Linked DNA regions of Homo sapiens: region 2 is linked to region 1. The links are chromatin contacts, found by Hi-C or POLR2A ChIA-PET in ENCODE. All regions are on one chromosome and are shown on one strand. The core of a region is the stretch at or near the end of the contact, and the rest is flanking DNA. Distances in the headings are between cores, read along the strand shown. Region 1 overlaps MYH11 (myosin heavy chain 11). Region 2 holds the start of ABCC1 (ATP binding cassette subfamily C member 1 (ABCC1 blood group)).

The links. A loop is a pair of places that touch in the nucleus more often than their neighbours do. ChIA-PET counts read pairs that join two places held with the same protein, here RNA polymerase II (POLR2A). Pooled maps may share reads with other maps.
Region 2: a loop to region 1 is called in a pooled map, with 2.7 times the contacts of the local background. The contact joins the promoter of ABCC1 here to the enhancer-like site in region 1. A Hi-C loop is called at or near these places in 2 of 168 maps with a recorded cell type or tissue (IMR-90 and OCI-LY7), 1 of 37 single-sample maps with no recorded cell type and 2 of 50 pooled maps. POLR2A ChIA-PET finds 5 or more read pairs at or near these places in 3 of 52 experiments (K562, Panc1 and WTC11).

Annotation. Positions count from the first base shown.
Region 1 is chr16:15,785,200-15,792,696 of GRCh38, reverse strand. It overlaps MYH11 (myosin heavy chain 11), which reads left to right. Exons shown (of 41, transcript NM_002474.3): 5 at 5,965-6,067. Among named protein-coding and RNA genes, the nearest start is that of MYH11, 68 kb to the left of the region's middle. Within about 2 kb of position 2,154, at least 2 of the 41 ENCODE cell types and tissues checked have a DNase peak (open chromatin) inside an H3K27ac peak, as active enhancers do.
Region 2 is chr16:15,948,366-15,955,015 of GRCh38, reverse strand. It overlaps ABCC1 (ATP binding cassette subfamily C member 1 (ABCC1 blood group)), which reads right to left and starts at 5,400. Exons shown (of 31, transcript NM_004996.4): 1 at 5,217-5,400. The coding sequence starts at 5,264. LOC107984869 (a long non-coding RNA gene) reads left to right here and starts at 5,845. Exons shown (of 3, transcript XR_001752339.2): 1 at 5,845-6,225.

The DNA of each region.
Region 1 (7,497 bases), core at 905-3,404:
TAAGGGACTCAAGCCAAGGAAGGACAAAGTTTAACCAGTGGGTCAAATCAGGCCCTTGTCTGTCTGTTCCAGATAAAGTTTTATTGAAACACAGCCGCACCCACTTGTTTACGTATTTGCTTTTGTGCTGCAGTGGAGAGCTGAGCAGATGTGACAAAGAATGCGTGACCCTCAAAGTCTAAAATATTTACTGTCTGACCTTTTACAAAAAGAGTTTGCTAACTCCTAGCTTAAACAGTGGGAAAATGTGAATATTATTTATATTGTAATGATAGGATGAATGCTGAAAATCATTATACAAACAATATATAACTTCTGTGGAAGCAGTGGTTATAAAAGTAATAATAGGTGGGCACAGTGGCTCACACCTGTAATCCCAACACTTTAGGGGGCCGAGGCAGGAGGATTGCCTGAGGCCTGGAGTTCAAGACTATCCTGGGCAACTTAGCGAGACCCCACAAAATCAAAAAATTAGCTAGGTGTAGTGGCACATGCCTGTCATCCCAGCTACTCAGGAGGCTGAGGTGGGAGGGTCACTTGAACCCAGGAGTTCGAGATTGCAGTGAGTCAAGATTGTGCCACTGCACTCCGGCCTGAGCAAGAAGCAAAACTCTGTCTCAAAAAACAAAAGTAATAATAACTAACATTTTGGCATACCAGGCATTGTTCTAAGCATTTTATATAAATGTTCACTCATTTAATCCTCATAAGAATCATATAAAAGGTCAGGCATGGTGGCTCATGCCTGTAGTCCCAGCACTTTGGGAGGCTGAGGCTAGAGATCACTTGAGACCAGGAGTTCGAGACCAGCTTGAGCAACATAGCGAGACCCCTGTCTCTACAGAAAATTTAAAAATCAGCCAGCTGTGGTGGTGTGCACCTGTAGTCCCAGCTACCTGGGAGATTGGGGCAGGAGTATCACTTGAGCCTAGGAATTCTCAGCTGCAGTGAGCTATGATTGCATCACTGCACTCCAGCCTGGGCCACAGAGTGAGATCTTGTCTCAAAAAAAAAAAAAAAAAAATCATACAAGGTAAGTGTTTTTATTATACCCATTTTATAATGGGGTAAAGAAACTGAGGTATGGAGAGGCTAAATGACTTGCCTAAGGTCACCCAGGTAACTGGCAGAGGAGGGATTTGAACTTGAGCAACCTGGTCCTGGAGCCCATTATGCTATTCTGCCAATTGATGCTATAGGGGAGAGAGGCGTTGCTTCTGCCTGGGGTTTTGCAGGACGTGTAGGAGTTGTACAGTACAAAATGCCAGGGTGCTTTGCCAGTCACATAAAGACCAGGGACTGAATAGCTGTGAGGTTCATCAGAGACAATTTGGCTTTCCTACCAGTGGCAAACCACAGGCTGCAATGGACTTGGCAATATTCGACCCTGGGAGCCAGGACCAGCTGCAGAATTTGTAGAATTTTGCAAAATGAAAATGCTGGCTGAGTGCAGTGACTCACACCTGGAATCCCAGCACTTTGGGAGGCTGAGGCGGGCAGATCACATGAGGTCAGGAGTTCGAGGCCAGCCTCGCCAACATGGTGAAATCCCATCTCTACTAAAAATATAAAAATTACCCAGGCATAGTGGCGGGCACCTGTAGTTCCAGCTACTTGGGAGGTTGAGGCAGGAGAATCACTTGAACCTGGGAGGTAGAGGTTGCAGTGAGCCGCCATCACACACTGCACTCCAGCCTGGGCAATAGAGCAAGAGTCAGTCTCAAAAAAAAAAAAAAAAAAAGAAAAGAAAAAAAATGCAGAGCGTTTATAAAGAATTAGGAAGAATTTCCAGATGGCAACATTAGAGTATGAAGCACAGGGTGGTCCCTGTGAGACGGTACAGGTCACACTCATGAAGCCAGCCTGGCTGGGGGATTAAGTGGCCATTGGGTGGTTCTTCCCAGCTGCTGGGGCTGGACTGATTAAAAGGACTTGGCACTGGGGTAGTTACAAGGCCAGGAGGCCATAACGTGGTCATGAGTCTGGTCCTTCTCCGGGAAGAGGGAGCTCAGTACCAAATTCCCCAAGAAATAAGAAAGGAGTTTAGGGTGCTCAGACCAGGAAGGCATCTTCACCCCTAGAGGTCAGGGGTCAGAAAAGCCAAGCTATGAATGTTTCTAGAACCAGCTCTAAGCACATCAACCTTCAGACGCCCACGAGCCTGGAGCTTGGGATGTTTTCTTTGGCAGAACCTCCCAGGGCAATTTATTTTTCTCAACAGAACTTGGAAACAGTGGAGCCCAGCAGCAACATGGGAAGGGGTAGATGCCCAGAGTTTATGTCCCACTCCCCATCCCAGGCAAAGTGGGAGACCATAGCCACGGATAGGGCACATTGATGTCTTTGTTTTTTTTTTTGTCTGTCTGTTTGTTTGTTTGTTTGTTTGTTTTTTGAGATGGAGTCTCATTCTATTGCCCAGGCTGGAGTGCAGTGGCACGAGCTCAGCTCACTGTAATCTCCGCCTCCTGGGTTCAAGGGATTCTCCTGCCTCAGCTCCCCAAGTAGCTGGGACTACAGGCACCCACCACCATGCCCAGCTACTTTTTGTATTTTTAGTAGAGACAGGGTTTCACCATGTTGGCCAGGCTGGTCTTGAACTCCTGACCTCAAGTGATCCACCCGCCTCAGCCTCCCAAAGTACCGGGATGACAGGCGTGAGCCACCACACCCGGTGATGTCTTTGTTGTAAAAGGGAGGAGGTGAGAGAGGTTCAAGGCCAGGGTGGAAAGGAAGGAACTATTGTGGGAAAGGAGAAGTGAGCAGCAGCAGTCTAGGAGCACTGGTTTGTCAGCATGAAGAGTGTGATCCACACATGTTGTTTGTGCACACTGCTGTCCTGATTCTTGTCTTGGATCTGAATAGGTTCATGACCACCTACGCAAGTGGTTTCCTACATCCAAAAATTTCTCTCCTTTCTCTTGCTTTAATCAGAATCCAACCCCTTCACTTTAGAATGAAGTCAAGCAAGGTTCTGACGTTAGCCTGATTGAAGTAATTCATACTTAGGTGTGAATGACTGAGTGGCTTGGTTCATTGATTGGGGCAAGTAAAGCCTCCTGGAATATATGGCAGAATTCCAGTGGAGTGGGGCTGGGACTTCACTCTGTCTTTTCTCTTTGCTGATTTGTTAAAATAAAAGGGTAGGAGGCAGAACATGGGCCCTGGTGTCAAGTGGACCTACGTTCAAATCCTGCTTCTCCTCCATTTCCTATCTGTGTGAAAGCAGGAGCAATTGTGGGCTGGAGCAATTTACTTCAAACCTCTCTTTGCCTCAGTTTCCCCGGATGGGTGATGGGGATAATTAATAACTCTCTCATTAGATTGCTGGGTAGAGTAAATGAAAAGATCTGTGAGCCCAAAGCCTAGTACTGTGCAGGCCTTCAACAAATATCAATTCCCCTTCCCCTGCCCTTCTTCTGGCCTTAGAAAGCAAGTCCCTAGAGGGTTGGGCCTGTGTCATGGAACAACTTGGTGAAATGTAGTAAAAGGAATTCTGACTGCATTAGAATCAGAGACCTGACTTTCCATTCTGACTGTATCCCTTCTTTGCTGTGTGACCTAGGGAAAATTGCTTACCCACTCTGGGCAAGACTCTTCCTTCTATAATAACATGGAAGCAGGAAGAGGATAAAGGAAATAATTCATGTAGAGCATTTAGCAAAGGGACCCTTCCCCCTATATCCCCCCAATGACAAACGCCAATTCTTCTCTGTCTTAAGAGATGGGATCTTGCTATGTTGCCCAGGCTTCTCTCAAACTCCTGGCCTCAAGGCATCCTCCCAACTCAGCCTCCTGAGTAGCTGCTATTATAAACGTGGCCAGTTCTCTGCTGCACCTGGCCAGTTCTCCTCTTTTACACACACACACACACACACACACACACACACACACACACACATATATTCTGGTCTTAGTTTCCCCTTCTGGGGAAATGGGGTAATGCCTTCATGGTCCCCATTTCATAAACTGCCTCTGAGGCCATGTGAAATAATGTGGCCATTGGGAAGGAAGGCCTCTAGGAAGGGAAGGGACCACACAAAGTCACCGCAAGATGTTTCATCATTCTTGGCCATCAGACACTTGATTTCTGGACAGTGGGACCTGTAGGATTAGGCACAGCAATTTGGGGCACTTTTTTTTTCTTTCTCTTTCTTTTTTCTTTTCTTCTATTTCTTTTTTAAGCCATGAGCCAAGTTATTAATGGGCCTTTGGCAGAGAAAATTAATTTCTTTATTTCCTAATTAGGAAGAAGAGCAGAGACTGTACTAGCTTTGGTGGCACTGGTTCAGCACAGAGAACCTTGGGCTGACCTCGGGGTGAACAAATTCTTTTTTCAACTTAAAAAAAAAACTCTCTTATATTTTAGAGTATTAAGTGAGCTCAGAAAATAAAAGAGATAAGGCAAAGAAAGGAAACACAAAAAACAAAAGTAAACTGAAAAATAGAAGAAGACGATAAACAAGTGAAGTTTTGGTCAAGGCACTGTCCTTATCTTTCACTAGGAGTGGTGGAACATAGAGGCAGTATCTGGATGGAGCGGTTCCATTGTGATGATTTCTGGTGGCCAAAACAGGCAGCTAGTGCACGAAAGCCATCTTGGTAAAAAAAAAAAAAAAAAAGATCTACCTTCATATTCCAGGAGGACATACTTTTTTGATACGACAAACCATGTCGTGCTGATCTAAACATATCAGTCATTTACACTTTAGTGTGAATTACTTCAACTGGGTTTATTCTTAGATACTTGGCTGAGATCATCAGCCAGCTTCCTGATACATGGGGTGGGATTCCTCAGAGGATAAAGGGGCTTGCATCTGCCCAGTGACCAATGGGATAACCGGTTTTTTGGTAAATTTTTCTTTCCATAAGGGAGCTTCTTAAACTTTAGGTCCTGGTACTCCAGAGGCACTTACATCCTTTCTTGAAGGCTGCCTTGTGCCTGGTCTTTCCATTTCTAGCAATGCTAATGATGTCTGCAGGCGGATCACGAGGTCAGGAGATCGAGACCATCCTGGCTAACATGGTGAAACCCCGTCTCTACTAAAAATACAAAAAATTAGCCGAGTGTGCTGGTGGGTGCCTGTAGTCCCAGCTACTTGGGAGGCTGAGGCAGGAGAACCAGGGAGGTGGAGCTTGCAGTGAGCTGAAATTGTGCCACTGTACTCCAGCCTGGGGACAGAGTGAGACTCCATCTCAAAAAAAAAAAAAAAAAAAAGTAGATAATTCCAAATAAACCTGTTTGGACCTATGTAAGAAAACTAAGGTTTTCTTGTTCACTCTATTTTTTTAGAGATGAGGTCTTGCTCTGTCACCCAGGCTGGAGTGCAGTGGTGTGATCATGGCTCACTGTGGCCTCAAACTCCTGGGCTCAAGCCATCCTCCCACCTCAGCCTCCTGAGTAGCTGGGACTACAGGCATGCACCACCAAGCCTGGTTAATTTTTCTTATTTTTTATAGAGTCAGGGTTGTGCTGTGTTGCTCAGGCTGGTCTTGAACTCCTGGACTCGAGTGATCCTCCTGCCTCAACTTCCCAAATAGCTGGGACTACAGGCATGTGCCACCATGCCTGGCTAATTTTTAAATCTTTTTCTAGAGGCAGTGTCTCTCTGTGTTGCTGAGCTGGTCTCACACTCCTGGGCTCAAATGATCCTCCCACCTCAGCCTCCCCAAGTGCTGGGATCACAGGCATGAGCCACCACATCCGGCCCACCTTTTCACTCTTTGTATCTGAATTCTTTTCTATGTCCTCTTGGAAGGAATAGATTGGGCATTGGACCTAGGCTGGGGACCCAGTTCCGCTCACTACCAGAGATGTGGCCTTGGGCAAGTTACTTCCCCTCTGGGAGCCTCTGTTTCACCCTCTGGGAAATGGTGGTGATGATCATTATTGTCCTGCCTGGCTCATGGAACTGCGGAAAGGTCACCATGGAACGTGTGCATAGATGATGTTCCCGTGTCTTTCAGAGGCGAGTCTGGAGCCGGGAAAACCGAAAACACCAAGAAGGTCATTCAGTACCTGGCCGTGGTGGCCTCCTCCCACAAGGGCAAGAAAGACACAAGTATCACGGTGAGTGGCAGTTCCCAATCAGAGGCCATGATTTAGCCAACCGGTCTCCAGCTTGCAGCCCAACCGAGATACAAACAGAACATCATTGCAAGAACTCAGGCCCCATCTGACTACCCCTCCCCTGAAGACTCAAAGAGGGACCGTCTTTTTGGCGAGCAGGCCTGTTGAGTGTGGGTGATTTCTTGGCTCAGCTAGAAGCATCCCTCCAGAAGGGGGCCCGTTTTGTGAAATGAGAATAAGCCCTTTCCTTCCATAGCGAGATCTTCCTCCACGTCGGGGCTTCTCAGTGGTGGCACTGATGTCATTTTGGACCAGATAACTCTTCCTTGGAGGGGCTTCCCTGTGGCTCGTAGAATGTTTCACAACATCCCTGGCCTCGACCCGCCAGATGCCGACAGCCCCCTTCCCTCCAGTTGTGACAACCAAAAATATCTCTAGACATTGTCAGATGTTCCCTGGGGTGGGACAGTTGCCCTTGATTGAGAAGCACTCCTTTCATGAATCTCTGTAACGTCCCAGGGGTTAAGGTACCTTTTGGGTTCCCGGATTCCTCCACGTGTCCCCCTGTCCCTGGGATGGAGATGCTGGTATCACTCGGCCCGTGGGCTTCAGTGCAATGCCATTCAGTAACTGTGGATTGAGCACCTACTGTATGCCAGGAACCACTTGGGGTGGGGACCTGGGGATAAGTCTGAGAGATGCTGTTATTCTCTTCTCTGAGCTTCCAGACCTGTGGAAGAGCATGTAGTTGTCAAAGAATCCCTCAAATAAACAGATGATGACACGGTATGACTAAGAGCTTGGGAGGAAAAGAAGAGCAGGTTTCTAGAGTCATCACCTCTAGGGCCCATCCTTCTCTTCCTCCTCGTGTGTCAGCCCTGCCCCATCTATCCCACAGGAGGGGGCACGTGGTAGGGCCGCTAGGACTGGCCGGTGCCTCCGTCTGCAGGTTTGTGGGTGGGAAGATGGTAGGATGGAGATCTGACCACGGCATGGGGTGTCTCCAGTGTTCGCCATTCCAGATGTCACTTTGCGTCCTCAGAGGGGACTCTGGGGCAGCCACCATGGCCGGCTTGTCTGGAGGCCCTTGGAGATCTAGGATGGGCGCTGGTCGTGGCTTTGGAGAACTTTCCTTCTCCAAACAAATGCAGGAAACTCAAGATTCAGCATCCTAGAATTGTCTCTGGCAAGTTGGTTTCCAGCCATAGTGAGTGGGAACAATGGCCCCAGAGGCTGTGTGGCAGTTTAAACACAGTTTCCACTGCCTTCCCTTTCCCTAAAGAGTAAACACAGGAGATAATACTTTCTAACAACTCATCGTTATCAAGGGCCTACTATGTGCTGCTTGTTTTGGCTGCATGCGTAAACACATCTCAGACATTGTCTCACTGGATACTGTTTTAAGGAGCCTAATGTGGCCCCAGTAATTA
Region 2 (6,650 bases), core at 4,151-6,650, 160 kb before region 1:
CGGGGAAGCCATGAAAAGCAGCCCGTTTGAGGCAACGGGCAACACGATTTGCTGACAGATGTGATAGGAATGGGAGGAGAAAAAGAGAAGTCAAAGCTGGAGACTGACATGGGAAGAGGAAGCTCACGTTCTTTAGGAACATGGTCAGTGGGAGACACCCACATAGAGAGATCAGTTCCTAAAAGTTGTGTCCACAAACAGAAAAGGTTTTCTTCCCCCCCATCTACCACCAGGTCCCAAAGGCGAGGCACCCCCTCCAGGCTATCACAAATGGAACTTGTCCTCGGAGAAAGAGAACACGACCCTTCAGGAGAGTCTTGGCCAAAGGGACCGGCTGCAGCTGCCTTCTGCAGGGCCCCTGTGGCTGCAGTGGCTCCATTTGGCCAAGGAACCCTGAATCCGCTCCTGATTGGCCTGAATCACGAACCCATTTGGACCAGGAACCCCTGAGTCCACTCCTGCCCAGGCCTCTCCCGGGTCACCCTCATCTCCTCCCAAAGCCATTCACCTTGCCACCTTGCACCCTGTCATGTCACCATCCTGGACCTCAGTGTCCACATCCACGAAATGGGGTGGGTGGAGAGGAGGGCCCCCCAAGATCTGACATCCCTTTCCACTCTAACACTCCATAAGGAAGGGAGAGAGGAAGGGTCTGGAAGGAGGGGCAGCCAAAAAGGGGGAAAACAGGCTGAGCGCGGTGGCTCACGCTTGCAATCCCCAACACTTTGGGAGGCTGAGGCAGGTTGACCACTTGAGGTCAGGAGTTCAAGACCAGCCTGGCCAACATGATGAAACCCCGTCTCTATGGGGGTTTTGTAAAGTTTTGTAAAAATACAAAACTTAGCCAGGCATGGTGGCTGTGCGCCTGTAATCCCAGCTACTCGGGAGCCTGAGGCAGGGGAATCATGTGAACGCAGCAGGCAGAGGTTGTAGTGAACCGAGATCACACCACTGCACCCTAGCCTGGGCGACACAGCAAGACACCATCTCAAAAAAAAAAAAAAAAAAAGGGTGGGGAGGGGAAAACAGAGGAAGTAGGAGAAGGCTAAGGGATGGATTTGAAAACCAAAGCCACACTTGGAGGAGGGGAAAAATTGGCTCGTCGTACACTGCTGTTGAGCCAAGGGGAAGAATTAAACCAGGGATCAGACTGACTCCAAGGCCCAGACCTAGCCCCAAGAGGAATTCCTAATAGCTTCTAAGATATTCTTCCTTGGCGGCTAAGTCAGATATTCAGGGGGTTACTGAGTTGGTGGATGCCACAGAGCATCTCAGAGGTGCACATCAACCCTGGGACCAGCTCACTCCATCGACGGTGACACACACCTGCAGCTTCCTTCTGGTCTTCTCCAGTGGCAGTTGGTGCAACAGCAAAAATTAACTGGAGAATTCCAGGTGGCAACGACCACTGATCTTTACTGAGCGCTGTGTGCCAAGCAGCAACATTTTAAGTCCTTGCTAAGGATTAACTCACTTATTCCTCAAGTCACCGCTATTCACTAGGTACTACGTTATCCCACATAGGGAAACTGAGGCACGGAGAGATGACGTAACCTGCCTCAGCAGCAGAGGCGAATTTGCTCTGAGCCACCACACTATACTGCTTAATACCAAGTTGTTTCCTCTGCTTTTCCATAATTTCCAATTTTTCTACACAGGGCCTGAAGCACAATTTTTTTTTTCTTTTGAGACAGTCTCTCTGTCGCCCAGGTTGGAGTGCAGTGATGTGATCTCAGCTCACTGCAACCTCTTCCCAGGTTCAAGCAATTCTCCTGCCTCAGCCTCCCAAGTAGCTGGAATTACAGGCGTGAATCACCAGGCCCAGCTAATTTTTGTATTTTTAGTAGGGATGGGGTTTTGCCATGTTGGTCAGGCTGGTCTTGAACCCCTGACCTCAGGTGATCCGCCTGCCTTGGCCTCCCAAAGTGCTGGGATTACAGGCATGATCTACTACACCCGGCCCTCTTTTTTTTGAGACAGGGTCTCAGTCTGTGGCCCAGACTGGAGTGCAGTGACCGTGATCTCAGCTCATTGCAACCTCCACCCCCACAGCCTTCAAGTGATTCTAGTGCCTCAGCCTCCCTAGTAGCCGGGACCACAGGTGCCACACCACCATGCCAGGCTTTTTTTTTTTTTTTGGTATTATTAGTAGAGACGGGGGTCAATCCATGTTGCCTAGGCTGGTCTCGAACTCCTGACCTCAAGCAATCCGCCTGCCTCAGCCTCCCAAAGTGCTGGGATTACAGGCGTGAGCCACTGCACCCGGCCTGCTTTTTTTTTTTTTTTTTTTTTTTTTTTTAATGAACTCACAAAAAGTCCCAGGCCCATTTTTCCAACCATCATGCCAATATCAACCACAAAGCAGCGCCTCCTACCAGTCCCACCCCCATGAGAAAAGAAAGCCAAGGGCTGCTGTGACCTGTCCTCAGGCCCTATTTTCCGTTTTGATAGCAAAGTTCTCCTTTTCTCTTCCCAGAGCATCTGTCTGAGTAAAGGTCAACAGAACACTTATCATGGGCCATTTCCATCTTCTGGGTTTTCTGGACATTTCCTGCGGCTCAGAGGCAGACAGTAGCCCAGAAACAAAGCTCTGACAGAGTCACCCGAGGCCCACTGACCTTGACTTCTAAGCACATGACCTTGGTCACAACAGGAGCCAGGCACGGGTGCCTCACTGCCTTTTCACAGCCCAATCCCATCTCCACCAGCTGAAGAAAAGGGGAATCCAAAGGAAGAACAAGGAGCTTAAAACACACAACTTCATCTTTGGAAAAAATAATATTTAATACTAACCATTGTTTATCTCCGTGCAGGGCACAAGCTGAGCCACTTACAAGATTAACTCATTGACCCTTCGCAACAACCCAAGAAGGCTGCCACATTTTTGGCTCCTGTCCAATTTTAGAGATGAGGAAAGTGAGGCACACAGAGGGAAAGTGGCTTGCTCAAGGTCACACAGTTATCTGACTGCCTGGGAGGCCAGTCGCTCCTGGCCTCGGACACGCTACCTTGAAAAACACAAAAACAGCCGGGCACAGAGGCCCATGCCTGTAATCTCAACACTTTTGGAGGCCAAGGCAGGAGGATCGCTTGAGCCCAGGAGTAGGAGACCAGCCTGGGCAATATAGTGCGAATCTGTCTCTATAAAAAATACAAAAATTAGCTGGGCGTGGTGGCACACGCCTATAGTCCCAGGTACTTGGGAGGCTGAGTTAGGAGGACCACTTGAGCCGGGGAGGCAGAGATTGCAGTAAGCTGAGATCGTGCCACTGCACTCCAGCCTGGGTGACAGAGCAAGACTCTGTCTCAAAAAAGAAAAAGAAAAAAAAAAGAAAAGAAAAAAGCAACAACTACCTACTTTCTAGCTTTCAGTTAATTATATTTCAATTTTCCCACTCAGGCCCCAGTTGCCTCCTCTCAAATTCTGGTTCCAAGGCACCTCCAACAAGTCTTGGAATCCAGACAGCAGAAATACGCAAGGTCAAACACGGGGATGGGGTACCTACCAGAGGCAGAGATCAGCTACAATTACCCCCAAGCAAAACCCAACCACCTGGCAATTTCTGTGGCAGAAAGTCCTTAACGAAGGAAAAAATAAAAAGAAAAAAGAAAATAAAAATTTTAAAAAATATTACAACTGGACTTCGTGAATGAGTTTCTTAAGATAAACAAAGCGCACCCCAAACATACTCATTAGCCATCAACTACCAATTGCCATCAATAAAATACGTCCTGATACAAAACCTCATGGATGTTCACCCTGTTTTGCCCCCTCCTCAATTCAGAAGAAAATAAACAAGAGAATATTCTGGAATTCACAGCAACACAAACCCAGATCACCATGTGAATCTTTGCAAAAAATAATCTTGCTGTTACTACACCTGGCAACAAGGAAGCCACAGGTTTTCCCCTGCTAAAGAAAGTCCATCTGCAAAGAGGCTCCAATCACCCCCAGACCCTCAAGGCAAAGTCTGTGTTCTATTTCCACCCCTGGGGTTACTCTCCAACCCCACTGGCTTAAAATGGGAGATATATCAAAGTGTGGTAGGTTATTAAACACAATGATACCCTACTAAAAAAAACAAACAAACAAAACCAAACCCTCCAATGGGGCCCTGGAGGATGACTTTTCAACACTCCAAATGCAACCCTCGAGGAAAGGCCGGCAAAACAGGACAAGAAAGTATTTTTGGAAGCTGATCACCAGCTCCTAAGAACCAAGGCTGTTTCTCCTGATTCCTAAACAAAAGAGGAGAGAGAAACAGTCGTGTCCAGATTTGCCTACTGCGTTCACCAACAATCAAGACAGCACGAGACAGAAGTGCCTGCCTTCCTGGAACAAAGAGGCAAATCGCATTACGGAGAAGCTGAAGCCCAAAAGACTGGGGCTTAAACCACAGCAAGTGGACTCCAGACACCCAGTCAGGCTCCGCAGGCCACGTTACAGAAGAAAACTTGCCGGGGTTAAATCTAAGGGGCATCCCCAGAGAGGAGCTCCACGTGTTGCAGGGAAGGGAGGGCAGGACCACAGCTACCAGGGTCCTGGGCGTCCTCAGCTGCACCCCAAGTCTGCCCCGAGCCGAGGGTCAGGTAGGGCACATCAAGGGTGGACATCCCCCTTCTTCCCTGGTTCCCCCAAACTTCCCCCGCAGTATCTAAGTAGAAAGAACAAAAAAAACAAAGCTAGGTAACCACAGAAGAGTAATGTGGCTTGTACGACAACTTTGGGGAGACAATGAAAGTCCCTTTCTACAATCTAAGCCCCTCCCCAGCTCACCCCGTTGGTCACGGAGTATTTTTCGTGAAAAGGGGGGACCCTAACCACAAAAAAGATGGGAAAACAGAAGCAGAGAGACACCCCTCTTCCCGCCCCCCATCTCTAGCGTCCCCTTCCCTGGAAGGTTGTTTTTACAGACGGGAACCCCAAAACAGGAAGGCCTCCTCACGGCGGCTCTGACCCGACCCGACCCTCCAAAACCCCAGGGCTGGGCACGCGGCCCCCCACGCTCTGCTCCGCAGGAACTGAGTCACCCAAGTTTCCCCCATGCCTTGCACCCCCGAAAGGGGCTGGGCCGCGGGCGACGTGAGGGTCCCGGGCCCCCGAGGCCGGCAGCAGAGCGGGGAGCGGGGTGCCCCGGGCGGCTGCGGGCCCGGTGCTTTCCCTCCCCGCCGGCCTCCCTCCGTCCCGCCGGCCTCACGCGGCCCCCGGCACGTACCCAGAGCGGGTCGGAGCCATCGGCGCTGCAGAAGCCCCGGAGCGCCATGCCGGTGGCGCGGGCGGCGGCGGGCACCGGGCGGCGGGTGATCGGGCCCGGTTGCTGGCGCGGGCGGCGGCGGGCACCGGGCGGCGGGTGATCGGGCCCGGCTGCTGGCGCTAGCGCTGGCGGCGGCGGCGGCGGCGGCGCAGGGAGCCGGGGCCGGGGCCGCAACGCCGCCTGGTTGGCCCGCGCGTCACGGGGATGCGGCGGCCCCGCCCCACCCCGCCCCGCCCCGGCGCCCGCTCACCTCGCGCGTCTCGGCGTGGGCAGCCGGACCAGCCACCTCTCGGCGCCCCGGGCCTGGACCCCGCGCCACCCCCACCCCAGATCCTCCAAGGCTTAGGCCCACCCGCTCGCGGACGGGCCTGGGGAGCGTTGGCTCGCCTTCCGGAAGCGCCTGGGATCTTTGGGGCCACACACCCTGCGACCACTTTTCAAATGCTGTTTAAGGACAGTATCCGTCACCAGGGGAAAATAACGTGAACGGAGCCCCCTACCTGCCTGGAGTGTACCGGGCGCCTTAACTGTGCCCTCATTTCATCCTGTAAAGTCTCCACGTTCATGAAGGAAGAAACCCAGGTGCAGAGAGGTTGAGTGATTCCCTCTGCCCAGGGTCACCTGGCTAATCACTTGCAGGGCTGGGATTTGAACCCGGTCCGCTGACTCCAAAGCTGAGTCACACAGAAGGAGGTGAATACTGTTATTCACCTACCTTTTACAGATGGGGAAACTGAGGTTCAGAAAGGCGAAGTGACTTGCCCGAGGTCACACAGTTAATAAGGAGTGAAAGTGGAAGTGAGATTCAAACCCGTGAGCAGCCTGATTCCGGAGCACTGATGACCCAGACGGCGCCAGTCTCCATCACTAACAGCTGTTGACCTCACCTGTGTGCAGAGCGCCTTTGCTTCTTCTCAACCTCTTTAAGCATCACTTAGAAATAACCAGGTTATTGATCCTCACCTCAGAGGTAAGGAAACTGAAGCCTGGAGACATGATAATCGTAGGCCAGGCATGGTGGCTCGTGCTTGTAATCAAGCACTTTGGGAAGCCGAGGCGGGCCGATCACATAAGGTCAGGAGTTCAAGACCAGCCTAGCCAACATAGCAAAACCCTGTCTCTACTAAAAACACAAAAATTAGCCGGGCATGGTGGCGGGCACCTGTAGTCCCAGCTACTTGAGAAGCTGAAACAGGAGAATCACTTGAACCTGGGAGGCGGAGGTTGAAATGAGCTTAGATCACACCACTGCACTCCAGCCTGGGCAACAGAGCAAGACTCTGTCTCAAAAAATAATAATAAAAAAAATTAATATGCATTCACAGTGACAAGGCTTCCTAAGGCTGTGTTCTTAGCAATTTACACAAATTAACTTGTGCAATCCTCACAACCCCA